Linked DNA regions of Mus musculus: all the other regions are linked to region 2. The links are chromatin loops, found by intact Hi-C in ENCODE. Cell type or tissue: left cerebral cortex. All regions are shown on one strand. Region 1 has its middle 59 kb from the start of 1700116B05Rik. Region 2 holds the start of Alcam (activated leukocyte cell adhesion molecule). Region 3 has its middle 150 kb from the start of Alcam. Region 4 has its middle 260 kb from the start of Gm32431. Region 5 has its middle 110 kb from the start of Gm32597. Region 6 has its middle 320 kb from the start of Gm25723.

What was found. Hi-C counts contacts between places; a loop is a spot of excess contacts. Peaks named below come from ENCODE experiments on the same cell type or tissue, not always from the same donor. Only the 100,000 strongest peaks of a DNase experiment are listed, where the experiment ranks them.
Region 1: a loop joins it to region 2, with 6 times the contacts of the local background. A loop is called at or near these places in 2 of 42 quality-filtered maps.
Region 3: it touches region 2 in a loop (2.2-fold over the local background); 2 of 42 quality-filtered maps call a loop at or near these places.
Region 4: it touches region 2 in a loop (4-fold over the local background); 3 of 42 quality-filtered maps call a loop at or near these places.
Region 5: a loop joins it to region 2, with 2.5 times the contacts of the local background. A loop is called at or near these places in 5 of 42 quality-filtered maps.
Region 6: a loop joins it to region 2, with 9 times the contacts of the local background. A loop is called at or near these places in 11 of 42 quality-filtered maps.

The regions. Positions count from the first base shown.
Region 1 is chr16:50,839,981-50,844,980 of GRCm38, reverse strand. No RefSeq gene overlaps it. Among named protein-coding and RNA genes, the nearest start is that of 1700116B05Rik, 59 kb to the right of the region's middle. In left cerebral cortex, a CTCF peak has its summit at 3,079 (motif pointing left); DNase peaks (open chromatin) are centred at 1,897, 3,073, 3,800 and 3,987; H3K4me3 peaks cover 575 bases; H3K27ac peaks cover 527 bases.
Region 2 is chr16:52,450,260-52,455,259 of GRCm38, reverse strand. It overlaps Alcam (activated leukocyte cell adhesion molecule), which reads left to right and starts at 2,179. Exons shown (of 16, transcript NM_009655.3): 1 at 2,179-2,867. The coding sequence starts at 2,795. In left cerebral cortex, CTCF peaks have their summits at 1,161, 2,097 (motif pointing right), 3,639 and 4,887; DNase peaks (open chromatin) are centred at 3,626, 4,447, 4,634, 4,831 and 7 more places; H3K4me3 peaks cover 4,602 bases; H3K27ac peaks cover 4,297 bases.
Region 3 is chr16:52,600,298-52,605,297 of GRCm38, reverse strand. No RefSeq gene overlaps it. Among named protein-coding and RNA genes, the nearest start is that of Alcam, 150 kb to the right of the region's middle. In left cerebral cortex, no CTCF peak of the experiment used is centred here; no DNase peak of the experiment used is centred here.
Region 4 is chr16:51,313,212-51,318,211 of GRCm38, reverse strand. No RefSeq gene overlaps it. Among named protein-coding and RNA genes, the nearest start is that of Gm32431, 260 kb to the right of the region's middle. In left cerebral cortex, a CTCF peak has its summit at 2,467 (motif pointing left); DNase peaks (open chromatin) are centred at 1,310 and 2,458.
Region 5 is chr16:52,216,257-52,221,256 of GRCm38, reverse strand. No RefSeq gene overlaps it. Among named protein-coding and RNA genes, the nearest start is that of Gm32597, 110 kb to the left of the region's middle. In left cerebral cortex, a CTCF peak has its summit at 2,029 (motif pointing left); a DNase peak (open chromatin) is centred at 2,035.
Region 6 is chr16:53,263,877-53,268,876 of GRCm38, reverse strand. No RefSeq gene overlaps it. Among named protein-coding and RNA genes, the nearest start is that of Gm25723, 320 kb to the right of the region's middle. In left cerebral cortex, a CTCF peak has its summit at 2,553 (motif pointing right); a DNase peak (open chromatin) is centred at 2,561.

The sequences.
Region 1 (5,000 bases), 1.6 Mb after region 2:
AAGGAAGAGTTTACCAGGTGTAGATCTTTCAGACAAGAAAGAGGACTGGCCTTCCCTGATGACACCACCACAATGAACTGGAGCGCCACAATCTATCTGCTGTATCTGTAACCACCGAAGCGATGAAATTAGGAGACAGGCTCTGGAGAGGGAAGAAGCTGTCATGAGGGTAGGTTCGTGGATTGGAAGTGGTGCCCTTATTCCTCAGCCTTTCCCTATTATGTGTGGCCACAAAAGAAAGTCAACCACAGGAGCAGCCTGGTCACAGAACCCCAGCTTCCAGACATGTAAGAAACAATGTTCTGTCATTTATATGATAGATGGAATGTGTATCATATTTTTGCAAAGTAGCCCAAATGGAGGCACAACAATGCAAAACTTTCCCATGTTATTTCATTGTTCTTGAAATCAGTACCCAAATCCTTGAATCCAAGACCTTCAAATTACTGTAAAATATGGCCCAGGCTCCACAGTTACTTTTGCATGCCACTCTGACTAATTACCATCTATCAAATATTCCAGGATATTCTAGAGTTTAAGGCACACACACTAAAGGAGAACACAATGATAAGATTGGCTTTAAAGAGAGTGGGAAGAGAGAATCAACACTTCTAAAAGGGAATTCAAGGACTGGCCTTTAAACAGAGCAGCTTAGGAGTCTACTGACTTTGCATAAGAATTCGGTAGAGAATGGAGATCCCACCATGATACCATAAAGGTTAATGGGAGATGAAAAACTAGATGTTCTTTATGGTGACTAGACTTCATCATAGATAGTTTTATTAGCACTTAAATTAGTTTAGAATGGTCACTCTTTGCCAGGCACTGTGTTAAACACTTTAAAAGCTCTGTCTGAAAAAAAATTTTTTTAAATGAATAAATAAAAATAACACCATTTGGTAAGAAAACTGAAATCTGGATAGCTTCAGGGATGTATCCAAAGACACAACAAGGTCTGGTCCCTGGAAGGTTTAATGTTAACTTCCACAGCAAAGGGAACTTTGTAGGTGTGACTGGGTGAAGGATCTTGAAGAGATGCTAACTCACATTATTTAAGTGGATCCTAAATGTAGTCAAATTGTCCCAAGAGGTGGGCAGAGGGAACTGTGACATGGAAGGCAGATGATGCTGTGCTCTCATCAAGAAAGACCTTTCGGGATGCTACAGTGCTGGCTTTGAAGGGAGAGGAGGGGAGCAAAAGGATGCCAGGAAGAAGGCTCTGGACCTCGGTCCCACAAAGAATGAAGTCCTCCAGGAATGTATAGAGCAACGGTTCTCAACCTTCTTAATGCCGCGATCCTCTAATACCCTATGTTGTGGTGACCCCAGCCATAAAATCATTTCGTTGCCACTTCATAACTGCAATTTTACTATTGTTACGCATCTTAATGTAAGTATCTGTGTTCTCTGATGGTCTTAGGAGACCCCTGTGGAAAGGTCATTCAACCGCCCAAAGAAGTTGTGACCCACAGGTTGTGAACTGATGCTGTAGAGGGAGCATGGCCCTGAAACTGGGAAAGGTCGGGGACGGGTTCTTCACACTTCTGACCACCCCAGCTACAGCGAATTGGAAGCATGTGCTGTCCAAAGCTGCATGGCTGGCAGCCATTTGCTATGAGTGACTGGAGAGGAGTAGAGAAGTGACCATGCGTCTCTCTAACGTGATTGCCGCACATCTGGGAAACAGAACAGGGAGTCAGGCAGAAAGGGGGGGACTAGAAAGGGAACTGAAGGACGGAGAAGGAAAGCAAAGAAAATTTAAAAACGGGTGGGAAAGGAGATGGAGAAAAAGGAGGAAGTAGTAAACGATCCCCGAAGTCTCAAGATGTACGGCAGCTTTGCTGTGGAACCTCTCATCCCCACGTGAGTCAGAGAAAGTTGGCATGAGCCCTTAGTGGATGCTGGCACTCGGCTAGAGTTCCGGGGCTCTGTAGCTCTAAATCCTGAGGTGTGACAGCTGAGGAGAGAGCAGATTGATGTAGTCCTAGTTCTGAGGTCAGCTGGCTCTGGCACTGTTGGACACAAATGTTAAGTGGTTATATATGAGGCTCAAATATATATATATATGAATGGCTTAACTTACTTTATACCACCCATTCAATTACAGCCTTAATTTGATTTTAAAATATGTTTTTGTATTTGCATATGTGCACACGTGTGTGCATGCATGTGGCACAGTATGAGATATCAGAGGACGACTGGCAGGAGTTAATGCCTCCTCTACGTCATGGACTCCAGGAGTAGTTCAGATTCTGAGATATCGCAGTAAGGGCCTCTACCCAAGGATTCATCTCACTGGCCCCCGATTCTGTTTTTAATATATATTGTATACGATATTTTAATTTTGATGTAATACTCTTGCCATTCCTTATTACCGATTATGATTTGTAGTCTAGTATGTTCACTTAAATCTTATAACTATGTTTCAAGAAACACTTACTTATAAATGCATTTTTATTGTTTTAATTTTATGTAAATCACCAAAAACTTCACTCTATACTTGCATCCAATGGTTAATCAGGGAAAACATAAATTAAACAGGAAAACAAGTGAGTGTGTCTAGCATCTTAACAACATGACATGCATAGCAACATTTGTCCTCGGGCTGGAGCATGAATCTCAGAGTCTATTGCTGGTTAAAGTTAGCGTTACAACATTTTCCCTAAAGAAATTAGAAACGACATTTTGAAGTTCTCTGGGGCTTGGAAGAGAGACCGTGAGAAACATTTGGAGTCCACATATAGCACACAGAGTACAGTGATTTTCTAAATTTTCTAAGACACGACCCTCATTATACCGCTGAAAAGCGATATTGCGAGGGACAATTAAGAATGTGAGGATAAAAGCTGGGCTGCTTTAGTGCCATGAGAAGACATTTAATTCAGTCGCTTCTGCTCAAAATCAGAAAGGGAAATAGCAACCAAATACCACAACATACGGAGTCTCTGTTTTTCGATAAAAATGCCAGGTGAAAAGGTCTTATTCAAATCCACACAGTATTATCCACCTCTCCTGAAGTTGGTTTTCCCCTTGGCACAAAAGGCACAGCCCTGCTTCTCTAACACAAAGCCCTGAGTAACAGCGCCATCTAGTGGATTTTTGTGACATAGGCAACAGCACTGCCTGCCAAAACCAGCCGTGTTTGCCCAGCCACTGGTACTAGCACCTGGGAAAAAAGTCTTCCGCACAGAGGAGGCTGTAACTGAATCCCAAGATCGCTGGTTGTTGTTGTTGTTGTTGTTGTTGTTGTTGTTGTTGTTGTTGTTGTTGTTGTTGTTGTTGTTGTTGTTGTTGTTGTGTTTTTTGTTTGTTTGGTTTGTTTTTTGTTTTTTTAATTGAAAAGATGACAATATTGATGTCACTTTTTGTAAGTATCATCAATCTTACCACAATGGATTATAATGCTTCTTGGACAGGACAAAGCTCACTGTTTCCATATGCCAACCTAAAAGCTCGATCCAAAAACCATTAAATTTCACAATATTGTCCCTTATATTGCTGTACAATTTCTACTGTCTTCAGAAAAGCCACCCCAGACCACTCAAGCAGTTCAAACTAGGGCACCGAGTCCTTTGTGTCGTATCTACCGACTACCGGTACCTGGCCCCTGCACCTCGGGTGGCGGCAGCAGCATCCCTTTTTCCTGTTGCCAGGTCAGGAATCTCTTGGCAGCTGCCTCTTCCACCGCTGCCCTCCTCCCGCTCCATCAAGAAATTTAATTCCAAGCTGGCAGGCAGAAGGTCAGAAATCTTTGAAAGCCTCCGTGTCTACCACCTCCACTCAGGTCTCGCCTCTGCACAGACTGTCAAATGCCAGCTGATTTCCCTCCCCGTTCCGTAGTGCCCCGTGTCTCCAATGTCCAGGTTGTCACCTGAATCTTGCCCTCACATCTGCTTCCTCCCTGTCCTTCCACAGCAGGGCTGTCCTTCATTTGTATAGTCCTGCTTCAGCTGTCCCCAAAGGCTCGGCATGCCTTGTCACCCATCCAGGAATCAGCATTCTCTCCGGAGTTGTGGACTCAGCTTCGCCTGTGTCACAGGCATCCAGCGACCAGAGCTGTCGTGGAACTCTGGGGAATCAGAGCTACAGGGCACCTGCAGTCTGCACGATCATATCTTGGGAAAAGTGGGCCTTGTTAAAGCCAAGGACTCCGGGGTAACATGACAAAAAAAGACAGAGGACAAACATCAAACCCAAGCTGAATCGGTGACAGTTTTCTGTCTTTTATAAGTTTTAAAATGGCATGTTCAGGGAAAATTTAGAACAGCTCTTCAAAACAGCTTTCCCATATCTTCATGATTTTTTTTGTGTGTGTGGCCACTCTAAAAGAGACTTTTAAACATACATGAGGTAAGGATCTTACACCATTTTTAGGAGTCTATATCAATGTTCAGGTGTGAAGATAGAGATTGCATAGAAATTATATTCTCTTGTACAAAACTGCTGTAACCCCCCCCTCCCCCCATCATCTAGCCTCCGGTATAGCAGGGTCAGAGCTATCTCACAAAGGAACAATATGAAATGGGGAAGCTTTGAAAATAGATAAGAGGACAACTATTAGCTATAACACAAATAAAGACCAGGCAAAAGCTGGAGAAGGAAGCAAGACTCCAGAACTCTGGAAACCATAAAGCTAAATGAATGAAACCCTAGCAAGGAAAAGCAAGCTTGTAGAAACGTCTCTGAAATGCTCCTTAGGGAAATACTTCCTTCTTTATTGCTGTGTTATGTTAACAGTATTCTAAGACAATATTTAATGCAGATATGTGAAGGGTATTTATTTTTGCCTCGCTATTTAGCATATGATACCAAACAGAAGCCAAATGATTAAGTTGGTTTTCCCCTAATAAACAATCATAGTCTATGTTTCTGCTCCCCAATGCAGTGTTGCATATTGCACCTATGCCAATTTTTTTTTAAATATAAAACGTAATGGCAAGTGCATGTGACAGGATTTTCCCTGTCCAATCACACTAAAATATTCGTGCAGCAGGAGGCTT
Region 2 (5,000 bases):
TAGAATTGTGCTTAGGATGAGGTGCATGCTAATGTCTGTAATTTTTCTTTTATTTTGATGTGCCTTGAACAGTGGTTTGCTAACGCGCCATCACAATTTAATTGTGAGAGGTTGACTTTTGAGCAAGGTCACTCACCGAGTGCAAATCAGTGTTTTCTCTAGGTTCCATTTCCCAAAAGGCCAGCACCTGCTGCTGTGGCTGGCCAGTGACCTAGGAGATCTCATTTACTCAGAATAATCAATCCAATGAGTCCTCAACAACGGATATCCCCTTTCAAAAGTGAAGATAGTGAGTGGGGCTTAGAGAGGCTTAGATATGCTCGTCAGACACTGTAAAAGCCAGGATCTGACATGCCATCTTTGCCATTTATTTATTTATTTATTTAGCAACGATATGCTATGTTAGGTTTCACCTCAAAATAGTCAGATAATCTGAAGATTCAGAAGAAACACAATTAGAGTGATTTATTCCCAAACACTCTATTTTAGGCTGGCTGCAGTTTGAAGAAAAATTCCCTAAAGGAATCTTGTAGGTTCCCATGAGCGTGCCAGCAGTTTAGCTCTGTGCACCAAATGCAGAGTTAACAGGCATTTGCCCCTAGCATTTAGCCTTCCTGTTGATTCATAAGATGCAAATGAAATGTAAATGTTAAAACCATGTGGGAAAAAGGATTTTCGGAGGAAAAATATAAGAGATCTATCCTACAATACTGTAAAAGCGAGGAGAACAAGACAGGGAGGCGCTGGGGGGAAAATCACAGCTGAAGACAGAGTTTAATAATTTCAAGCACGAAAGGAAAGGGATTCAAAGATCCGTGTCTGTGTTTGTCTGTGCGCTTGCGCATTCGTGTGTGTGTGTGTGTGTGTGTGTGTGTGTGTGTGTCTGTACGAAGCTTCTGCCTGCACACTTAGACACCCCCCATATCCACTTGCAAGTAGCTGGTGGTTCCCAATCTTTTGAAGACAAAGTCCCGTGAGGCTAGTTAGCATTCCCTGCTGGAGACTGGCTTCACACAGGGGGTGACCCTGTGATGCACCAAAGACTATTTCATGCCCTTGCGAGGTGGTTCAGGGACCAGGATTTTATTATGCTGAGGGCATTAAGAGTTGTGATCCTGCAATCTTGAGTTAGAGCCACTTACGGTCCCAACAGCTCCACCCTGGTGTTTTAGAGGAAAATATTCCTTTATGCTTTCTGCATGAACTGAAAGCGACACGGCTTCCCGATGCTACGCCTAGGAGGTGGTTCAAGCTTTTGAAATTGCCTGAGAAGCCCCGTCCATCTGCTGGATGCCTGGCTTTCTGGAAAGGACCAGGAGGCGTAGGTTTTTAATCTGAGTAACTCTGGATTTTGTTTTGTAACTTCAAATCGTCACCTAATTAAAAGTAAACGTGACTTTTTTTTTCTTTAAAGAACGTTTTGAAAATCAGTGTGGCGACGTGTGTTATGGTCTAGAGTCCTAATTCTCACCGGGAAGGAGATGGGGGCGAAGGGGGAGCACAAAAATCTCTTCTGCTTTTCGGTACTGGATAGTTGATTAAATGATTTGCTTTGATAAAGTGTACGCCAGCCAGGACTAGGGGAACAGAAGAACGGCGAATTCGAGAAGGAGTAACCTTCTCTTCAAAGTGGGGGAAATTACTCTCAACCACCAGTAGCTGTTTCCGTGAGCCTCCGGGTGGAGAATCTCCATCTTTTCCACCTCCTCAGTCCTAGTCCAAGAGGACCCAAGGTGAGCTCTTCGCCCCAACAACTCTACAGAAGGTGAAGGCGGTACCCTCGTCGAGAAGAAAAATCCCTAAGGAGTGAGCCAGTGGACTGGGCTTCGGAGTGCAAGAAGACAGCTATGTGGCCAGGCTGGGAGGACAGCAAAAGATCTCAGATCCTATGTCTTTGGGGCGCTGAGAATCCCCTGGTAAGAGCCAGACACTGGCGAATCCAGCCCGTCACGCCCCCTACTCTCGATCCCGCTCTTCATTGGCCAGCGTGTCCTGTGGGAGGCGGAGTCGATGTCAGCCCCGCCCACCAGAGCGCGGGGGCTGGGGCATCAGGCTCTTCTCCCACCAGGGGCCGCCAGCTCTGCTCAGTCTCCGACTTGGTCCTGCAGCGCCTCTAGGCTGCGGATCGGCGCTCCAACCACCTGCTCCGCGCTGCCGCCGAGGAAGCTGGGCGGGAGAGAGGAGCGGGAGGAGCAGGAGGAGCGGGAGGAGCGGGAGGAGGAGACAGGCAGCTTACACACGCCTTCCCGTCCTCCACTCAGAGCAGCCGGAGCCCGCGGCCGCCGCCACTGCTCCAGCTGCCGCCGCTACAGCCTCTGCCTCGGCTGCCACCTGAGGAGACCCACCGTCGGGACCCCGCGGCGCTGCCCCGCCGACCCTTCTCTGCTCCCGGTGATCCGTGCACGGTGCAACTCTCATCACTCTTCTTATCCTCTCCTTTGCAAGAAGAGAAACTACTAGAAGACAGCATCCAAAAAGAAACCGCGTCTACCTTGACTGACTACTGAAGCGTCTCCTGGAATAAGAGGGTCGCCCGTCCTGGGAGTAGCTGCCAGAGACACTGAGGAAGGGTGTGGAGGGGGGGAGGGAGGAGTTGCGGGTTCCGCGTGGAGGAAAGTTGCGTGTGGCACAGACCCGACGGCGCAGCGCCACAGTCCCCGGGGGACCGTGTGTCTTGGAAAAAAGTCGCTGTCCCCCTAAGGCGAGACCCACAAGCGAGCGGGCCCCGTGGGCCCGGGGACGACGCCCCCTCCTGCGGCGTGGACTTTGTCGGTGGCCTTCTAGGAGGAGGAATATGGCATCTAAGGTGTCCCCTTCTTGCCGTCTGGTTTTCTGCCTCTTGATCTCCGCCGCGGTCCTCAGACCAGGTAAGCTTTTGGCCTCTGAACAGCCCCACTGTAGTGGTTGTTGCGGACCGGGGGCGGTTCCCCGGGAGGCCTGGGGCTGTGCGCTCTAGCGTGTGCTTAGCAAAGTATGGGAGCCATAAAGGCGCGCGGGGGACACAGATCTGTCCCTGGGAACAGTCACCTGTGTCACACGTTTTAGGCTTGACTGGTCTGCTCAGGTTTGGGCAGCGAGATTGAAAACTAAGCACATCTCCAGGAACTTTGGGTGAGGCTTAGCTTGAGGGTGCAGGACCCCCCCCCCCCCGGCAAGATCTGCTGAACTCTCTCCCCCGCACCGTCCCTCCAGTCTCTTGGTATCAAAGTACAATTCACTGCACTCAGAGCAGTTTCCTTTCGCTGGGCTTTGAGGTGAAATAACTGCTGGCACTTTGTCACGATAAATCCCCTAAGTAACTTCCTCTTGGTCATAATGTGAAGACCTGGGAGGAATGGCAGGGGATAAGGAGGGTTTTGACTATCTTTTTTTTTTTAATAATAATAATACTGAAATAGAAGCTGCATTGTCTAGTGGGTAGCTAGTGTAGGGTTGATGGCAGCCGAGTCACGCAGCGTGGACTGGGTTAGCAGTCAGGTTTGCGAGCCTTAAAGCGAGGGATTTCTTGGTTTCCACACCCAGTGGTAGCGCCTCAGTTCTCACTTCTACAGAGAGTCCTCAAAGAAAAACGACAAAATTCCCACCAACCAGAATATCTTGTGGGGAACCCCTTTTCTCACCCCCAGGGGACATCCCTGGCCCGTGGTCCGCCAGCTGGCCTGCTGGCTGCCATTCCTTGGTCCTGCCCAGCCCGCTATGCGCTCCCAGTCATTCATTCAAGCGGCAGGCACTTTTCCCTGCGGAGCCTGAGGATCTAATCCTTTGAAGTTTTGATTTCCCACTGTGTCCTGGATAGTTGGGGGTTAAACTACTCCTTGTTATTCTGGTTTCTGCCTGTTTTTTCTTCTCTCTCTTTTTAAGTTTTACATTTAGGAGGGGTTAAAACAGGTCTCACTTTCTTTTCCCATCTTTTATTTCTGTACACCCCTTCAGTTGTTGGCGAGTTGAAGCCACAGAGGAGTATTCAAACGCTCGGAATCCTTCCAGGGAAGAGGAGAGAGTAAGGGCAACAGGAGCCTGGGATCCCCAGGGCTTGGGAGCCGCCGCTTTGTGTTGTTGGGGAGAGGGGTGGGTGTCAGAGTGGGAGAAGGTTGATTCTCCATATCTCTATATCAAAGTTACATTTCTGGGTGAGGTAATCAACTCACTGTTTCTGAGGCTGGGAAAAAAATATCAGTGACCAATCTCAGGCTCTGGGGGCGGGGACCCTAAAGCCCGAGTAGAGCTGGATTTTAAGGCAGGTGGGGCAGGGCGAAAACACTCGGGATGTGAGCACCAGGCACCTCTACTCTTGCACAGTGTATGTAGTCTCACTTTTTCTGGAAACCCAGTATAGGATGGGGGAAGGGCACTTTAGAACCCATGGGAAGAGGGCCAGTTTGTGAAATGTGGGAATCCACACGCCCATCTCCGGTGTTGGCTTTAACCCTCTCACACCTGCCTCTGAGGTTGTCATCTACACTTCCACCCCCGGACTGCAGCACATAGCTGTTACCCTTTTCATGCGGTTGCGCTGGAATTTATTTTCAGTTGGCCCCGTCGAAAAACAGGTTTTGCTTCACTCGGAACTGCCAAGAGGGGAGAGGTTCCGCTTTCAGACCTGATGGCGGTTCTTTCAGCACCCCGCAGGCTCTGGTCCAAGCCACCAGCTGGGCGCTTTCCTGCAGGAGCGCGCCTGCTGCTGCAGGGTCTCGCAAGTCACAAACCCTCACATTCGCTTCTCCCCGGAATGATTGCGCTGATGTTGTGCAAACTTCTCCGTGGAATGTCAGTGTGCTTTTAAAGGAAAAGATTGTAGTTCTAAAGGCACGGTGACTGAAGACTCAGCGAATCCTAGGCTGGAAGTGCGCCTCCTGCAGTGCCCTCTCCTCTGCAGAGCAGAGCTTTGGGAGTGAAGGATTACCCAGCTCTATCCATTGGGGCCCATTTCCAGGCTGCCTCCCTTCGTTCCTAGAGCAGTTTTAACAGTCTGTCTCAGTTGCCAGAGGACAGAAGCCGCT
Region 3 (5,000 bases), 150 kb before region 2:
AGACTTTACATATCTACCTGTTTAAGGTGAGTTATATACCTATTCATGCATAGTAAGCTGGTCCTATATGTCAGTTCCAGATCCATGAATTAGCCCTAACTTATATCAATATTGTTTTACATTTTTGGAAAGTGCCTGAACATGTGCAGGCATTTTCTTGCCTGCATTCACTAGACAAAACAATATAACAAATATTTAAAATTTTTACATTGCACTAGTCTCATTAAGTAGACTGAAGTTGCTTAATGTTTCTTAAGAGGAAAAGTGTAAACTACATGTAGATGCTTTATCATTTTATATGAAAGCGTTGAACTTCTGTGAATGTTGATCTCTTTGGGGTTTCCCAAAACTAAACTCTGATGTATGCCTTAGATAATGGCATATAATTCCAAAGGGTCCCAATTTTAAGAAATAAAAATTCTCTCTCAATTGAATTTGTCTTTTTAAAATGGAAAATCTCTATAAATGTCATTTCTCTAGTATGTTGTTGTAAAATAGGATCACATTAAGACATTTAAAATACTACAGATAGAAATAGATGATAGATACATGATAGATAGGTAGATGCAGGAAATTTATTGCATAACTTAGTTTTAGATAAAGAAAGACATAGAGTTACATGATCAGTTTTTGAGCACAATTATCTTAGTATTACAATTATTGTTCTTCCTATAACACCTATCATACATCATATATTCCTTTTGTAGTAAACAAGAAAGTGTGATCTTATATAAGGTGAGCCTTCTCCAAATTTCAGAAAGAGTCTGGATTTAAAAGAACTTCTAAAACACTGCATTTTCAATTGTAAAATATTGATGTTAGTACTCACTCCTTTAGGATGTTGAGAGATGATGTGATAGTATATTGGGAATAAAACTCTGGAGAAAAGTCTGCAGTATTCTTCTAAATTCATAACTTGTAAAGTGTTCTGGGTAGAAATAATATAGCAGGCAGTTGCATGCAGTAGAAAGACAAAGGCTTTGGAATCATAATGTGCTGTGTTATGATTTCATTAGAGTAGTTATCTATGATCTCCAGTGAGTACTGACTCCCTTCTTTAAAATGGGGCTTGTTACATAGTGTGTGGCCAAATAAGTGTAAGGCATTGCTTTATAAATGCAAAACCCTGGCTGCTCTTTCGAAGGACCCAGATTTGATTTCCAGCATCCACATGGTGTTTCACTACTATCTGGTACTCTAGTTTCAGGTGTTCTATCTGACCTCTGTAGGTACTGGCTACAAGTGGGTACAGATGTTCATTCATGCAGAATACCCATATATAGAAAATAAAAATTTTATAATATAAAAGACCCTGCAAATGCTAGTAATACCATTCACCATCAGCCATGTGTCATTGCATAGACTGGAAAGCATATTTGGACAACATCTCGTTTTTTTGTTAATTATGATAAACTCATCAGTTGGGCTATGTGCATGTTGAAGTCTTACTTGTCTTAAATTTATACTTAGACAACTAAAAATAAAAACACTGATTAACTACCAAAACCTAGACTAATAAATAATGTTGTCAAAATCATTGAAGTGGGGTCTATAGTCTATAATGACGAGCCATTATCACATTTCCAGAAATGCTACCTCTGCACACATATGTGCACACACAAAGTCAAATATGGTACATATATTTTTCATCTATTCATTGAGAATCTTGTACAGGTATACAATTTTTATGGTCATAGACACTCCCAGGTCTCCTTCAATTTTTTGACCCCTGCCATGTCCCACTCCAAACTTCATGTCCTATTTTCATAACTCATTGAGTTCAATCAATGTTGTCTTTATGTGCATGAGTGCAGGCCCATCACTAAAGCATGGGTAAGTTAACAATTACTACTTTCATGAAGGAAGTGAACTGTCCATATGTAAACACTCCTCAACTGTCAAACTTCAGCTAGGAAATGAGCTGTAAGAAGAGGCACTCCACAGTCTGGGCTATGTAATCCATAATCAGTAAGAGAGTTCTCTGTGGTTATGAAATCTTGAGTAAAATTCAACATCTTTCTCAGAAGCCAACATCTTAACCTATTAAAACCATCTGCTTTTTATTTGTTTGTTTTTATTTTCTTGTACATTCAGAGGACCTTTGTAAGAATTGCCTGTAGAGGATTTATGAGTTTTCTTCACCAGAGTGATAAGGAATGTGGGGAACTTGGGAGATCTTGTAATAATATAATTTTCTAGGTAATGCTGAAAGTCTGTTGATATGAGCCTTAAGAAGTCTCCCCAAGTGATCCATCTAATCCCTCAGAGTGAGAACACCTGTCTTAGAAACAATGGAATATTGCAGAGGATACTTATCCCTCTGAAAGTTTGTATTCTTAGATAAAATTGGTTTTGAATATATGATATGGTAGATTTCAAATTGTATCACCTACAATACATCATACATTTTTTTAAACAAACTGAGTTTTATAAGACAAGCAACCACTAGAATAGTTAAAGGGTTTTATTTCTGCAGAATTAAAACTATTTTTATAAAATAGGAAGTCATACTCTTGGGGAAATGTTACTTTTTTTTCCAGTATATTGTCTTCTGAAAATACAGGGATGTTTTAAAATAGTTCCCAAGATTCCTCTTTAAACAATTTCTATGTCCTTTCCAGAAAACACCACCAAGTGCACACTGGCCTACAATTCTCATAGTGTTGACTGTGCATGCTGAACATGGCTCAAAATATTTCTCACAAGTTGATGTTTTTCCTTTCAAATTTTCATGGAGGTTTAATGTGCTTATTAGCACACACACCATGCATACTAGTCATATCTGCCATTAAAAATTTTATCTTTGACATTTTTTTGATCCATGAAACAAGCAAAACATCACATCACATGTCAACTAAAGGAGCTAAAAAGGAATAAATTTTAACTAAAATTATTGTTCATTGTAAAACGTAATGGTCCCCTAAACCTAAGTCTCCAGCAACAACTGCAGGCTTCAGGACAAATGGCAAGAAACTCAGGTCCACTCTCAACACCAGGGGATTTAAGATACAGAAATACAAGTTAAAGTAAGTTTTCCTCTTGAAAGGGAATATTTTCTGGGTCTTCTCACACTTTACTGGGAGATTATCATAAACTGAGATTTTCAAATTCTGAAAGCTCTAAACAGTAAACAGTTAATCCTGCCTGTGATGCGTTACAAAAGTCCTCGATGAAGCAGTGTCTGACTTTCTCCCTTGGGGCTGACACTGTCGGTTTTCCCTCATTTTCAAATTAAGGATTATTTTTTTTCAACGTGCAAATTTTATTTATATGGATCTAGTCACTACATTTTCCATTTTTATAAGTATTGATCTTAATAACTACTATATTTGAATCCACTATACATTAGTGAATTTCAAGGCAGAATTGATTGACTGAAGTTTTGGAGGTGAAGATTTCCTTATCAAGTATAAATGAGGATAATCAGTAAGGTGTGCAGCTACATATGTTTGATGTGTTAGCACTAACTGATCTATAGAAACAATAAAATGGGTTGGTAATCAAGTAATTCTAAAGCTCATTAGAAGGACTTCACAGAGAAGCACCCTACCTAAAAGCAAGCATCACACACTTTCCATTTATTAACTACAGCCATTTTTTTTCTTGCTGCTTGAGAGGCTATCCTTCCTAATTTGCTTAATTGCTACTGAGCTAGACTGCTGAAAAGTGCACAAAGAGGGCTCCGAAACAAACAACCTGGTAACAAACGCACTGAATTAATCCGCCCCTAGACAAATAGTTCAAAATGCTTAACTCTGAATGCAGCAAAGAGTCCAAGGAAAAACAATTCACCCTGAGAAGCAGGATGATGTCAACAAGAAACAAGACAGTGTTCTTCCAGTTCCTAGCTGCTCTGCACGGGCCACATCAAATAGGATGCTAATAGAGACTTGCAGCAGCTTCCATCTCGTGAAATCATCTAATGGAGTAAAAACCTTAACAAAGGACTAAAACAAAGATGGAAGATTTTAATTGAAAACTTGATCAATTAGCAAAGAGGCCATAAGATGGAGGCAGCCAAGCATGAAATTTGATTAACCAGAACCATACATCCCACTTCATTTCCAGTGAAGGAGTGCAACAGGCGACCTTGGAAAGACAAGATGTTTGGTGCGTACGAAATAGCCCAGAATGGTGGTTACAGCATAGCTCTTATGGGAAGTCTTCTTGTGCATAAAAAAAGAAAGTTTTAAATTAAAATTCACATTCATATTCAATGGAGAGCACACAGGGAAGTAAATTCAGATAATTGACATATAATCTAAATTCATGACACTGTATCAGGTCAGAGGGGATGCAGAAAATGGCTTCATCTCATAAATGTTAAGAACTGAGCACCGGAGGGTTTGCTGACTGCTCAAATTTTCACTCATTTTGGCTCTCCTTGCCTCCATTATGTGATGACAACATGAAATCTATCCAAATTAGTATAAAAATGTATGGCAAACCTTTGTCAGGAGACCCTCCTTCTACACTGGGGTGGGAGGACTGCAATCTTTCTTCAGAGAAAGATCATGTGGAGGAAGAGCTAGAGCAAAAATGAGGGAGTCAGCTTCACCTGCTGTGAGAGAGGCACCTGTGGGTGCTGATGACTGTCCCCATCAGAAGCAGGGCAGGCATGCCAGCTGCCAATTAGGTATGAAATCATTAAGAACATGGACCAAATATACCATGGCCATTCCTTTCCTCTGCAAATATCCCACCATTTCTCTCCCCATCACTTTATTTCCTTTCTAGCTTTACCTTTTATTTCTCACATCAAATGTGTCAATGCTTGTATCTGAAGATAATGGTGCCAATTGTTTTCAGCCTTAAAGCATCAACTCCTATGATATATAAAAGCAGTGACAAAATTCTGACCCATAATTGTTCCTGTCTGAAAGAACTGGAGGGATGGAAATGGAGAGGCGCCTGAAGAAAAGAAGGTCTAGCGACAGGTCCAACGTGGAATCCAGCTCCCACAGGGGAAGTCCCCAGGCCTGACATGATTACCGAGGCTA
Region 4 (5,000 bases), 1.1 Mb after region 2:
TTTTTTTTCTATTTCCATTTTTAGATCCTAGATTGTTTTGTTTAGTTTCTTCACCTGTTTGGTTGTGTTTTCCTGTAATTCCTTCGAGGGATTTTTGTGCTTCCTCTTTAAGGGCATCTACGTGTTTACCTGCGTTCTCCTGCATTTCTTTAAGGAAGTTATTTATGTACTTCCCAAAGTCTTCTATTAGCATTATGATATGTGATTTTTTAATTAAAATCTTGCTTTTCCAGTGTGTTGTGTTATCCAGGACTGGCTGTGGTGGGAGAACTGGTTCTGATGATGCCAAGTAGCCTTGTTTTCTGTTGGTAAGGTTCTTGCTCTTGCCTTTCACCATTTGGTTATCTCTGGTGTTAGTTGGTCTTGCTGTCTCTGACTGTAGCTTGTCCTTCCTGTGGGCCTTTAAGCCTGTGTCAGCACTCCTGGCAAGACCAACTCTCTCCTGGACAGTGTTTGGGTATCGAGGGCTGTGGAATAACCTTAGCTCCTGCGTGCAGATGGAGTATGGAAGGATCGTGTCTCAGCTGTTCCACTGTTCCTGTGCCCTGTGCACTGCTGGCTCATCCCACTTTGGACAATTATTGGAGAGAAAGCAGAGATCTCACGTCTGATCACAGGAGTGCTCTCACTCCTGGGAGACCAGCTCTCTCCTGGAGGGCCTGTGTACAGAGGGTTGTGGAATTGCCTTAGCTCCCAGGTGCAGATGGAGACAGGAAAGCAGTAAATACTTAATAACTCAAAATTTTAATACTATTTGATTCTATCAAGCCATTCTTCAGTTATTAATTTGTTTGCAAGTAGATATAGGTACAGTTACAGATATAGATAGATATAGATAACCAGCTTTATTATATATACATATGTATAGCTTTAACATATAAATCTTTATATGTGTGTGTGTGTGTGTGTATATATATATATATATATATATATATATATATATATATACATACATTTCTAAATTTCTATTATGTAAGCTGCTACATCCTTCTTTCCAGGTTAGGAGATGTGTACAAACAGTTATAAACATTCCTGTCATTGAACAGCCACTATCTCCTGAAGCTGACAGGAAAAGGCCTGAAGTCAGCAAGTAATCTAGTCATCTGGGTAGGAGTAGAAACCAGATAGCAAAAGGAATGACTTCAGGTCAAAGGAGGCTTATTGGGCTTAGGAGAAACTAATTTAGAAGAGAGCAAGAAGGTGGCATGGGATTCAGGAGGAGACAAACCTGGAGGCAGCGCTGCCGTGAGTAGTTATTATCTCCCACAAGCACTCAGCCTAGCACGGCTGTGTGTCTGCTAAATATGGCTGTGTGTCTGTCTAATCTGCAGCTCGCCTTTGCTTTACTAGTGACAGCTGAGAGCATGTGGTACAGATCAGGCAGGTTTGCAAGGCTACTGTGACTCATTTTCTTTAAGGGGTCACAAAAGCAAAAAGTACAACTGACCTTGTCCACTATTAGGCAGTGTTCCCTGAAGTACAGGAGACAGTCATCACTCTTGGCTCCATGAAGATAGAATCAACAGCTTCATTTGGGTGGCAGGAAAACCTGATTGAAGATTAAATGAGTAAAAGAAAAAAATTTTAAGTAGTCTTCCTTCCTTTAAACTAATGCTAAGCTTTAGGGAAGTGTGAAACACATTTTTAAAAACAACCGATGATGAAAAAAACATACACGCAAAGTAGATTGTACTATGACCTCTGGTTAGTGTTGCTTCAGCTATCTTAGTCACACCTCATGGAATTACTGTCAGTGCTTTTAATTGGTAGCTTCTTTGGTTTCAAGCCTTCACAGCAAACATTGGAGCTTCTTTCCATTTCCTTCTGTGGGTTCTGCCTTTGCTGTTAATTTCGCCCTCCTCTGTCAAAGCTTCAGAGCACACATTATACACATAATTAGGGCTTCTTCTCTAATATTTTGAACTTTGCTGATGAAGGTCTTGGGTATTTGTTCTGCCCTTGTGTTATAACTTCTTTTTATCCCACCTCGTTAAATCTAAATGAATAGAGCCCGATTAGTTTCTTCTAGTAGCCTACATACACGTGTTTTTGATCATTAAAAACCCTGTCCTTCTACAGAAGCTCCCGCCCCCCCCCCAAAAAAAAGAAAGAAAGAAAGAAAGAAAAATAAAATAAGAGTCAACAGGAAAAACTGTACATACAAATGTGGTGTTTAATCACCTATCTCTTCTTTAACAAATTTCAGCCCGAATCTGCTGTAACACAGTAATAACTTTGAACTCAGTACAACTTCAGGATGGGAATAGTATTAACCTAAAAAGGTAGACAATAGACACTTCTCTCCTTCTGGGTGCTACAGAGACTATATTTTAACCATTCTCTGCTTAAACGCAATCTTTTGAACATTTGGTTGTTACTCCATCCTGCCCATTCAAAGGTAAAAAGTTGCTGGCAACACTGAATTTTTAATAAAAGTCTAAGAGTAGCGTTGAATAAATCACGAGTGCCCCCTAGTGTATGGAAAAAGCAACATCTAAGTACCGTTGGAGTTTGCTGATTCTGTTGCTAGAATCATTTGTTATAAAGAAATGTGATTTTCTCCAATATATCTGGGGAACCAGAGAGCTTCTGGTTTCCTCGTCAGTTTGGAGGAAAACAAAATACTACATCTTTCAAGTGATATTTTAGGCATGCTATAGTTGTAAATAGTACAATTTAATGAAACTATCGAGGGACATGAGAATAAGAAGTATGATTTTTTAAAACCTCCTCCTCCTTCTCTTCTTCCTCCTCCTCTTTCTCCTCCCTATATATAAGCAAGTGTAATATAGATGCAAGTGCATTCTCTGTATCTGGGCCTGTGTGTGTGTGTGTGTGTGTGTGTGTGTGTGTGTGTGTGTGTGTAATTGTCTTGAAATAAACGTGAATGTGAACTGTTTTCATTAATGGAATGATTAATTCAATCGCTAAACATCTATGGATCTATTCTTTTTGTCCGGAAGCATAAATAAATAGGCAAAACCATCAGCTTGAGAACACTCTGACAGTGGAAGCTGGTCCTGTCCAAGCTGAATGGAGGCTGTTAACAGTACATCTTTAAAGGTAAAACATCTTTCCTGATGTCCCAGAGACCTAAGGGAAGGGTATTTCTACTCTGCACGAGCATCCTCAGCATTTACCTTTGTACTCAGGTCTGCCATCAGGGATCGTACAGATTCCCTGAGAGTCATCACCACTTGGATCAGCAATGGCAAATAGACCTCAGAGTGTAAGTTACAAGGACCACAGTGACATGAATCAAATGTCATAGTGAAGGATTGTTAAACTCATGAGAAAACAGGAAAATCTGGTTTTTGTTTTGTTTTGTTTTTTTGACAAACAATGATAACAGTCAGCGATGATATGATATGAAACAGGAAGTTGTTTATAGAGGGCAGGTGACAAAGAGGGAGACTGAATTGATGTACAGAGTGATTTTCTGGAACTCTCTCCCAAACTAAAATAGAGGTGTTTAGGGAAGTGTTTCCCAAGGAATGGAAAATATCAACTCCAGGTGACCTAAAAGCAGAGGTCACCATACTCATAGGCAATTTATAGCTAGAGGTGGCAGTGGAAGTATCTAGTATGTTTTGACTTCTAGCTACCTTTGGTAAGTGAGCCCTTTATGCACTTTCACATAACATATTATAACCATGTCACCAGCTGTTTCTGTTTCAGAAAACTTGAATATTCTTTCCCAAATGTTTCACTCTTCATCATCACAATTTTCCTTAGAGTGTTTTTTTCTTTCTTGGGCCACTGTTTCCTAGGCTGGTACTGTAGTTCATCTGTGAGAATTATGAATCGATCATAGCATAGCCCATAGAGGAAAGCCGCTTCAACTTCAGTAGATCTGGACAGACGAATCAGTCAATCTCCCTGAATCTCGTGTGTTAACGGGGAAAACTGAATGTATTGCACACATTTATGAAACCATTCAAGAGGAAAATCAATAAAAGTTGTCCAATTATTATGATATACAATGAATTCTGTAGTATTCTTTTATATTTCCATAACAAATTTTGGTGAGGACCTATCTAAAACATTTTGTCTCGTTAATCTTTTCTGGCTAATGATTTGAAAAGCAGACCTTAAGGTATGACATAGACTATAGAGATTTAGGGGATATAAGGCAATCGGAGTACCTAAGCATACTTGGCATTTCTGACAAGCTATTGGCTCTAGCGTTTGATTAGTCTAAATTCAGTCTAAGAACAGCCTCATCCCCAGGGGTAGAAGATGCTTTCCCATTCTTCAGATTAGCATCCTCAACAATTAAAAGATACAACAAAACAACACAGAACAAATACAACCTTGTTACCTTGTTAGTACCCATTTTCTAAAGAACCAAGTGCTGGAAGTTTCTAGTACTTTATAGGAGGTTATTATGGAAGGAAAAATTAGCGTGTGGCTCCAATATTTCAGCAGTAACAAAAATGTTTAGAGAACAAATATGCTTCATATTTTTTTTGTGAACATAGTATTAGGCTATCCCCCCTCTTCCCTCCACAGTATCATGGTGACCAACTGCACAGAAATTTTTGTTTGAGAATGTTTTTGTTTGAGAATGGTGTGCACGCAATGTTGAAAGAGAGGGTATCACAATTCACAAACAATGCTGAATAAAGTCCTTTTCTCCAAAGTACAAATTTATTTGTGTATGTGGTGGAAGCTTATACGTTTTAAAAGTGGTTCTCAAGAAGGCCAAGTAGACACTAACCTCACCTAGTGGCTAAACCGCTTTCTTTTCCATTGATTTCTCTTGTAATTTCTAAATTCATAAAAAAGTAAAGATTAAGCAATAACATTCAAAAACACTGGAGGCGTAACTGCAGCTAACTGAGGAAGAAACATTGTAACAGCAATAATAATAGATGAAAATTGGTCCTCGTGATAATGACCAGTGAGTGCCCATGCAGACGTTTGCCAGCCAGATACTGGGTTTCCTATAGTTCAGGGCAGAAACACACAGCCTGTAACCCTTGATGACAATAATACTT
Region 5 (5,000 bases), 230 kb after region 2:
AGCCCAGTAAGTCTGTCCATTTGACTCTACCTTGCCCATACCCTCACCAATCTTCAGACCTAGCCCAATGCATGAATGCAATGGGGGTAACTAACTGTTTTTTCTTTGGACTAAAGATCTATGCCTCAAGAAATATCGATATTAGGTACTGTGAGCCTGTTCAAATATCGAAAGTCTGAGACCCTGCAAGAGAGAGACTCTGCAAAAGAAGTTGCCAATGTTGTTTTCTAGATGAATAATTTGTACTCACCAAATTGTCTTCCGATATTTTTTGCTTGTGAACATATTTTAGTACTGCCCTCTGCTTTGGCTAAGCAAGCTTCTTTCACACTTTGCCAGGGTTCTTGTAGAGACCGATAATTAGTCAAAGTACCAAGAATAAGTGACCATTCAATTTTAAGCCCCAAATGGGACAACCATATCACTCTATCCAAAGTTCAGAGAAGATCATGGAAGAAGGACCATTTAGAATGTGTGAGCCAACTGGAAAGGGAAGAGTGTTTCGAACTACTGCTTTGTAGGCACCGTGTTGCTGTTGCACTAAAAGTAAAAACATCAAAACAAAAGAGCAGCTATGATAAAGCATTTAAAAATGGGCCAGTCAACATTCCATCATGGATGGGGAACGCTTCTTCCCGGAAGAGCTATTGACAGCTAATGGCTGTTGAGAAAGAAGAATGGATGTTCTTCAATGGTGTAGCTGCTAGGTTACGCCTGGTAACTGGTAAACTGTTCATACTTTTGCTAACTTCTCACCCACACTCAGGTAAATCAGTTTAAAAAAAAAAAAAACCTCATTAGCTACAAAACCAACAATGATAAATACTACAACAACAACAAAAACTATAGCAGTATAAAGAAGACTAATAGGAATGGGGGAGGAACAGCATGAGTGAGGGGAACAAGAGAAGATAATTAGAGGAGTAAATAGAATCAACATATACTTATATGAAAATGTCATAATGAAAACTCAGTGTGTACAATTAGTATATCTTAAGAAAAAAATAATTTAAAAGAAACTCCTATTATAAGTGCTTACTATATACTTGCCCATCAGCATCTAAAGGAAACGATTTCTAGGATCCTAGTGGATATAAAAATGTGCATATAAATGCCTTACATAAGACTCTCCTGTGCATTTTAAGCAATGTGTAGATTGTTTGTAATGTAATGTTAATGCAATCTAAATATCTGTGTTACATTATTTAGGTCAAAGGGACAATTAAAAATTCATGTTCAAAGTTGGTACAGATGCAATTTAAATTTCCTAAAGAATATTTTCTATTCCTAGTTGTTTGAATATGTGAGTGTGGAACCCAAGGAGATACGATGGCATTTTTATTCATTCCATCTGTTTTATATCTATGGAATTATTATTAATTTTTGTTGTTGTTTTTAGTATCCCGTTCCTGTGAAAACGGCAAGTTAATAGTAACAGATGCCCCTTTTGATTCATGATTTCAGAGATTAATTTCCATACTTGCTTATCCATGGCACTGTGGACCTGCTGATAAACAGGATGGCGAGGTAGAGACTGTAAGAGAGAACAAGTGCTCATGTCATGGCAGACAGACATTAAGAAAGAGAGGAAGGAGCTAGGACTCTAATAAGCTTTCCAGGGCACCATGGGAGCAATCATCTTCTGCAACTAGACCCTAATTCCTAACACCATTGGGAGCTGAAGACCAAGGCTTTTGTACTTGAACCATGGGCTATATTTAAGATCCAAGCTGCAACAAACATTATGGTGCAGGTCAATCATTTACATATACACTGTTTGGCCTCAATGTCTGTACATCCCACAGTTGGTTTCTGTCTTGTTTTTGTATTATCATTTTTATTTCTAACTGCCTATGAGCTAGCAGAGAGCAACGATGTGAAAGATATTGCAAAACAAAAAAATAGTTCTTAAACTGGAGCACTAAAAAAGAGAAAATTCTGGAGTTCAAATTCTTTTAGAAAGGAATGTGCTGAAAAGTGCTTCTCAAAGGCAGTGAGTGAGGCTGGGTAACTGAACAGCGCCACCCTGTGTTAAGTGTCTGCAATGAGAAGACTGTTCACACTTCCATCCTTGATCCCCCATTAGAACCACTGGTGCATGTTTCCCTTGGCTCATGTTTCAATATGATTTGTTCCCTCCAAAGTTCATGTAGATGTTGAATACTCATTTCAAGACATTAGAACACAAACTTAACCTCACTACAGTGGCTAGAGAGCATGCCTTTTAGAATAAATTTGTAATAGATAAGGCCAGAACAATGGAGCCCCTTTACTTACTGCTGATAATTTAGCAAGAGGGAGAAACCCTGATGAGACATAAAGGAGTTCCTATTGCCTTAGAGGAGTGCCTGAGTCGTCTCATTGTACTACCTATAAAAAAAATCTATACCCAAATGCTCCCTGTTTATTTACACTTCTAGGACATGGAGCAGATGAAGCCACTCTATATTAAAACTTGCCAAGCCTGTTGTATTGTTTTATTAGCAATAGACAATGAACCAAGACAGCATGAGACATTGAGACAGAATGAGACCAAAAAAACTCTGGATAGAGGCTGGCAAATTCTCTGAACTGTCCTTGATTCCTTTCCATTTTGTTGCTTGAAAGTCAATTTAGTCACATAGTGACTACTGAGTAGTGGAAACTAAATCACAGCCTCACATTGTGTCTCCCAGTTTCTGTAGGGTTAGTTCATCAATATTAACCAAATGTGCCAAATCTTCCAAAAGTGCCTGCTGGAAATAAAATTTGATCCCGGAGTGTATTTTTGGTGATTTATTTGTTTTTGCTTTTGTTTTTACATGTCTTTGCTCTCCTCCAGAAAGTCATTTCATCTCTGTTTCCTGCATGCCCTACCCCCTTGCTCTCTGTGCGGTTGTCTTCTTGTCTTCCCTTCTATTTCCTTGGATTTACTTCCTTTTGGGGCTCTGTCAGTGCTTCAGCATCTAGTGATTGATAATAACGTCTTGTTCTCCCGCTGTAATTGAGGCATCAAGACAGCAGGCACAGCAGGCTGCCACAGTTTAGCAGCAACTAAGGAGCAAATTGCCGTGTGCAGACTGATTGGGAGGGGATGACTCAAATGAGGAAGTCACTCTCCCCCAATTCCTCCCTTAGAAGCAGAATCGCCAACCATACACTAAAGCGACAATTCATAATGGACAAAGCGACACACCTTTCCAAATGGCAGTGGTTCTCAACCTTCCTAAGGCTGTGACCCCTTAATACAGTTCCTCATGTTGTTGTGATCCCCAACCACAAAATTATTTAGTTGCTACTTCATAACTATAATTTTTACTATCGTTAGGAGACATAATGCAAATATATGACTGCCCCCCCTCGAAAAAAAAGGCAATGAAAGACTCCCAATAAAATTCTGCTTTACTTACAGATTGGTGCCTAGCCAATTGCCATTAGGGAAGAGTCACCCAGCAGCTGATGAGAACCACAGCCAAACATGAGGCAGAACTTGGGGAGTCCCACATAAAAGGGGAGAAAGTATTGTAGGGGGCGGAGAGGTCAAGGACCCCACCAGAAAACCTACAGAATCAATGAACCTGGGCTCTTAGAGGCTCAAAGAGATTGAACCAGCAACCAGGGAGCCTGCATGAGACCCACCTAGGCCCTCTGTAAATATATTACACTTGTAAAGCTTGATCTTCTTGTGGGGGAGAAGTTGTCTCAGACTCTTTTGCCTGCCTTTGGGACCCTTTATCTTCCCCCTACTGGGTTAACCTCTCTAGCCTTAATAGATTAGGAGGTACCTGGCCTTATTGGAACTTGATCTGCCATGGCTGGTTGATTTCCATTAAGGTTGGCCCTTTTCTGAAGAGACAGAGGGGGGATGGATGAAGGGAAGAGAGGAGGTGTGGGGGAAGGGTGGGTGAGATGAAGCGACAGGGTGGACAGGAGGGAGGAGAAACTGTCAAATGTACAAAAAATTACCCGATACGCAGTATATTGCAACCCATAAGTTAAGAACCACTGGCATATTATATTAGCTAGGTTTGAAGAATTCTTTCCTAACTCTTCAAGACAATGTTTGGTGTTTTCCAAGTTCTTTAAAAGAAGAGTCAGCACTGTTTGATTTCTTTACAGATCAGACAACAAGTAATGGAGAGTTTGCCCATCTTTCTAAGTCACCATGAATAACAAGAACTGAGGGTAGTTCAGGATTACAGAAAATTGTTCCATTCAACCAATTCATCCGATGCATCCGATAACACACAGGCAGTTGATGTAGAAATTAATAGGTAATTCATAATGAATTATCTCTAAATGTAACATGAAAGCTTGCCAATCATGATAGTTCACTGGGAGTTCTGTTGGGTAAGTGCAAGTACTCCACTCTATTACATCTCAAATTCCCAAGTTAGTCATATTTGAGCGATACTATTTCTTTGGGGGACTAAAGTGTTGAAGTTGCATTCACAAAAGCAAAGTATGGAGCTAAAAACTGTTACCATATGAAACTTCTAGTTTGAGCTAAAATTTTAACACTATCTGATATTACTTGATTTATAGCTAGTTAGACTCTACCTAACATTATCTCTATATAGATATACATCAATCTATCAATCTACTTATCATCTATCTATCTATCTATCTATCTATCTATCTATCTATCTATCTATCCTTAAGGAAACTTAATTGTGTCTTCAGTGGGGAGTTGAAAGAGAACTTGAATGTGGATTGTCTCACAAGATGTCAAGAATAAGCTTCAATTTTAATTTGTATAGCTAAAAAAATGCTGTAAGAACTTTGCAGTCCTGTTTGTGGCCCCTTAGAAATCCAGGAATGCCTGGGTCTGGCTAGCACTCTGTGCCTATCTCTTAAGGACAAAATGACAGTCAAGGAGATGAAGATAATGAGTCTCTGAGGGCCTTTCAAGGTCTCTCTACCTACAAAAATGTCTTCTTAGGAATGTCCCCAGTAAGTTCACACTTGGCATATGGGCTCTACAGGTTTCTTCAACCAGGGAGATTTTGTAGCCTTAAGAT
Region 6 (5,000 bases), 810 kb before region 2:
CTGGATCAGGTATTCGAGAGATAGGAGAGAGTCCCAGAGGACCAGGAATGAATAGAAATGTGCAGCTGCCAGGGATGGGGGCTGGAAGTGGAGGAAACCTCTAGAAATTCCCTGAGACCTGGGGGGGAGGGGGAGGCTCCCAGGACTGAATGTGTGTGATCTTACCTGAAATACCTAACATTTGAGATATAAAACCTGAAGAGACTACCTCCAGTAGTCAGGCACAACCCCCAGTAGAGGGATAGGGACTCCAAACCACATACAAAACCTTTGGCCCCAAATTGCTCCTGTTTAAAAGAAATGCAGGGACAAAAATGAAGCAAAGACTGAAGGATTGCTAGACCATGGAAGCAGCATACCCAAGTTGGAGGCAACTTTTCAGAGGTGAAGAGGAGGGGGAGAGGTGGAAGAACTCTGTGTGGAGGCGCAGGGAGGGGGGGGGGCAGTGGGCAACATTCTGGGATGTGGATGAATGAATAAATGAATGAAAATTTTTCCAAGGCTTACCCAGACTTTTTTTTTAAAGGACGCTAATAAATACATCTCTCTAGACTTTGCAATGTAGGCTACTCTATGTGTCTTAAGGTAGAGTTACTAACATCAATTCTTTCTAAAAAAGTACTTTAGCAAAGAAATATGAAATATAGTATGCTACAATGGGCATTTAGTAGAACATAACTATGTCTACTAAATGCTATCCAATGTCAGATTTTAAGCTGAAGAAATGAAGAGATAATTTAGATAAATATAGCCTTTAAGTATAGGAAGGGATTGGGTTACAGTTTGATCTTTGTCATGCACTGGCCATGAATTTGTGGTTAATTCTAAAATGACTAAAGGACCATAGCTGACTTATGAACTTAGTTTCTTTAAAAGATAGTTATACCAGACGTGGAAAAGGCTCAACTTAATAATTCTTAACTCTCAGGATCTATCTTTCTCAACTTCACAAAAATTATTCATGGTAAAAATAAGAATTTAAAAGACATGGTTTTAGAGTTCCAAATATGTCATATAGGTCCTCATTTCTAAATTTACTAAGATAAACTAGTTCATATGCTTTATACTGTCTGACATTATTGATTCTGTGATCAGTGAAAATATTTATCATATTATAATTATTAATGTATATTGTGTCATCTGATAATATTCTTTGCATTCTAGAAAATATGATATACAATACAAAATATATCACAGTGCTTATAGAATTTGGACATGTTTTATTGCAGAATGAATTCCATCCTCTCCTCATCATTTATTGATAACCTTTTTTTCTAATACCACAGAATTTGACTTTTTGTGAACAGGGACAATAAGGCGATAAGATAAAAGAAACTTAGTAAAGAAACTGATGTATTCTGGTATTTTGCTAGTTGTCAATATATAGAGAGAAAGACATCGGAGGGATGTGCACACAGAATAAAGACTAGATGAGAACCCAGCAAGAAGCTATTTAGAAGTTAAGAAGGTCAGCCTCAGAAGATACCAAAATTATAACAACTTCATCTTGGGCTGTTGGCTTCTAGAACTGTTGGAATCACACTTTGGAAATTTAAGTCATTCGGCCTCTGCCATTGTCTGAGTGGAGACCCAAGAACTTATGCACAGACAGAATAACATTAAAAAATAATCAACTCAGAAACAAACTTTAAATTAATAATTTTGAACTATTCTTATAACACCCATGATCTTGAAGTTCTTAATATCAGGGCAAGGGAAAGGAGTTATAAAATACAATGATAAAACATTATAGAAGGCAGCGTATGCGCGCGCACACACACACACACACACACACCATTTGCTTTCTTACATAACTTCACTACCTGATTAAATAGTGCCGATTTTATTGGGCTAAATCTACAGATGAATATAATCCCTTTATATGTTTTATTTATATTGTTCATATGTGTGTTGAGAGCAATGCAATCTTTAGTAAGTTCCTTCTTATACATGTTTATACTTAGGTATTATTCACCTATTCATTCAACTAACATGCCTATAGGGTTTTCTATGGCCATAGAAATGTTCAGAGACACACTCATATTTTTATGGCTCTAAATAATATGCATAAAATTCATCATTTTGGAGTTAAGATTTTATCTTTGTCTGGAAAACTATTGTTTTTATTTAATTTTTTTCTCCAAGGTGATGTTTCAATATTATGCATTCCTGATGATTCAAAATAAAAATAAATAAATAAAGTAAAAAAAAAAGCAAGAGGTAATTAACGTTTAAGTCATTATTTTGTATAATCATCATTTTATTGAATACAACGAAGGAAAACCCATTGTTATTTATGAACAAACAAGATTTTTTTAAAAGTAAAACATCAGAGAAGAAAGGACCTGAAAAATAAGTTAGTTCCATGTAATTAAATAAAATAATGGTCTCGAAGGCTGTACATCATTAATGGAAATGAATAAGATAATATATATGTAATTTGTACCATTATGTCATATACATGTTAGAGAAAGAACTGGATTATATTTCCAAAAGTAGTATTTACAAAGTCTTCCAGCAGTTGCAGTCATGCATCATGGCTGCTATATTGGAGGCTGCCAGTAGGTGGCAATACGATTCATAAAGACATTTATGGAGACAAAACCATATGCAAGAAGGGAAAAATAAGATAAAACGATTAAAAAAGCTTCCCCTTGTTTTAATTTAAAGATCTTCCTAAACATGAAGTGGCAAACCCAATACTATTTTTCTTTTTGATGAGATGGAAAAATGTCTGAACAAAGAAGGAAAAATTATGAAAAGTATATGTAGTTTTCAAAACAAATATCTTAATAGATATTATTGACTATATCAAATAAATCAAATTGACTTTTTATAGTTCAGGCAATAACTTCTAATCTTTAAGTCAGCAGCCAAAGATAAACATTATATTCATTTTAAAATATATTGGTGGTAATTACTCACCTACATAGAGGTAATTAATCTATCATTGTATTGTTTTGGGAGCAGAGCAATTAACAAAAATTAATAAAACTCTTAGGAAGTAGCCAAAATACATGTAAGATATCAAATATAATGGGAACACAAGTACACATATAAACCCTATGGTAACTAACATAATTGATTTCTTATCATTATGAAAATGGACAAGGCAAATAGAAAGGAGAAGAAACTATGGAAAATGACATTGTTAGGTACATGGCTACCAAAACAATTAGAAGAGGCAAGGACTCAACAAAATACATAATCCACATTAAAATGACAGCTTTGTTCCTGGGTAATTTATTATATAATAACATTGAATAGTACATATCACAATAATTCATTGTGTCACTATAATATAAAATTCTAGCATCAGTAAAGTCTATAATGGTGAATATACTTTTGTTCAATGTTTCATAAAAATATTAACAACATTTTAAATATTTGAGAATATATATATGGATTTGAAGAAGTTGAGATACAATATTTGAAATACAATTTGAAGAATGAATATTTAGCATGAAACGAATAGATTCTTGGTATTGTGACTATGTTCTTTAATTGGCCCAAGTTTAACCTCCTTTTACCTATCAAAGTACAATTAACTTTTAATCTAAGCAAATGTCCTACCAAACTTATTCAAACTTCTCTTATATAATATGGTTGAATATCTAGAGATTTTCTTGTGATTAAAGATGCCAAATATAGAATCCTGACTTGTAAAGTTCTAGTATTTAAACATATTTTCTTTGTTGTGAATTGTGAACAAAATGTTAGTAATTTGCATGCATGAAAATGAAAGTTTCCGACTATGACTGTAATGATATTTCTAATGCTTCTCAACAATTTCTTTAATTAATTTTGTAGATTAAAGAGTTGCTTGAAATCTAGCTTTATTATTATGCAAAAATTTTAAGATTAAAATTAGATATTGATGAAATTCTACAAAATAACTAGGCAACATACTTCATAGTTCAAATAAGTACGGGAATTTCTAGAGTTTTGTTTTTCCTGGCTTCACAGATATCCTGTTGTTTAACTGAAATATTGAGAAAACTAAGAGCAGAGAAGAATTGTATGGGTTTGATAGTCATAGTGAGACTAGGCCGGGGCCTAGCAAACACAGAAGTGGATGCTCACAGTCAGCTATTGGATGGATCACAGGGCCCCCAATGGAGGAGCTAGAGAAAGTATCCAAGGAGCTAAAGAGATCTGCACCCCTGTAGGTGCAACATTATGAACTAACCAGTACCTTGGAGCTCTTGTCTCTAGCTGCATATGTATCAAAAGATGGCCTAGTCGGACATCACTGGAAAGAGAGGCCCATTGGACAGGCAAACTTTATATGCCCCAGTACAGGGGAATGCCAGGGCCAAAAAGTGGGAGTGGGTGGGTAGGAGAGTGGGGGAGGTGTGGGGGACTTTTGTGATAGCATTGGAAATATAATTGAGGAAAATACTTAATAAAAAAAACAACATAATCACATATGGTTGAAAATGTAAAACCTATTTCTCCATAGTAAAATAGAACTGTTGTAAACATAATGACTACATTCATTTGATGCAAGAGACTATTGGTATATATATTCGTGAAAAAATTTTGAGAAAAATGTTGAGAATGACATTTCTAAAATGGTTGCTTATTTGTTAAACACACACACACACAGACACAAACACACAGACACACAGACACACACACAGACACAGACACAGACACACACACACACACACACACACACACACACACACACACACACACAACTACTTGATAAATCTTCCAGAAAATCTGTGAAGGAAATAAATGCATCCTCCATACAGAACTCGTGAGGAAATCAGATGATACTATTATCAACGACTTTATTGTTCTTTCTCTGTAGCATATAAAATCCAATATTATTTCATTTTTCTAGCTTTGAGGACACCTGCTAATTACGCACTATTCTGTGTTGTTCAATTTGACTTCTTCTCACCTTATAATCAATTACTGAACTTCACATGGCGGGACAGTCACTGGAAGGCCTTTCTGCTTCTTTTTTGTCCTGCATTTACTTTAGACAG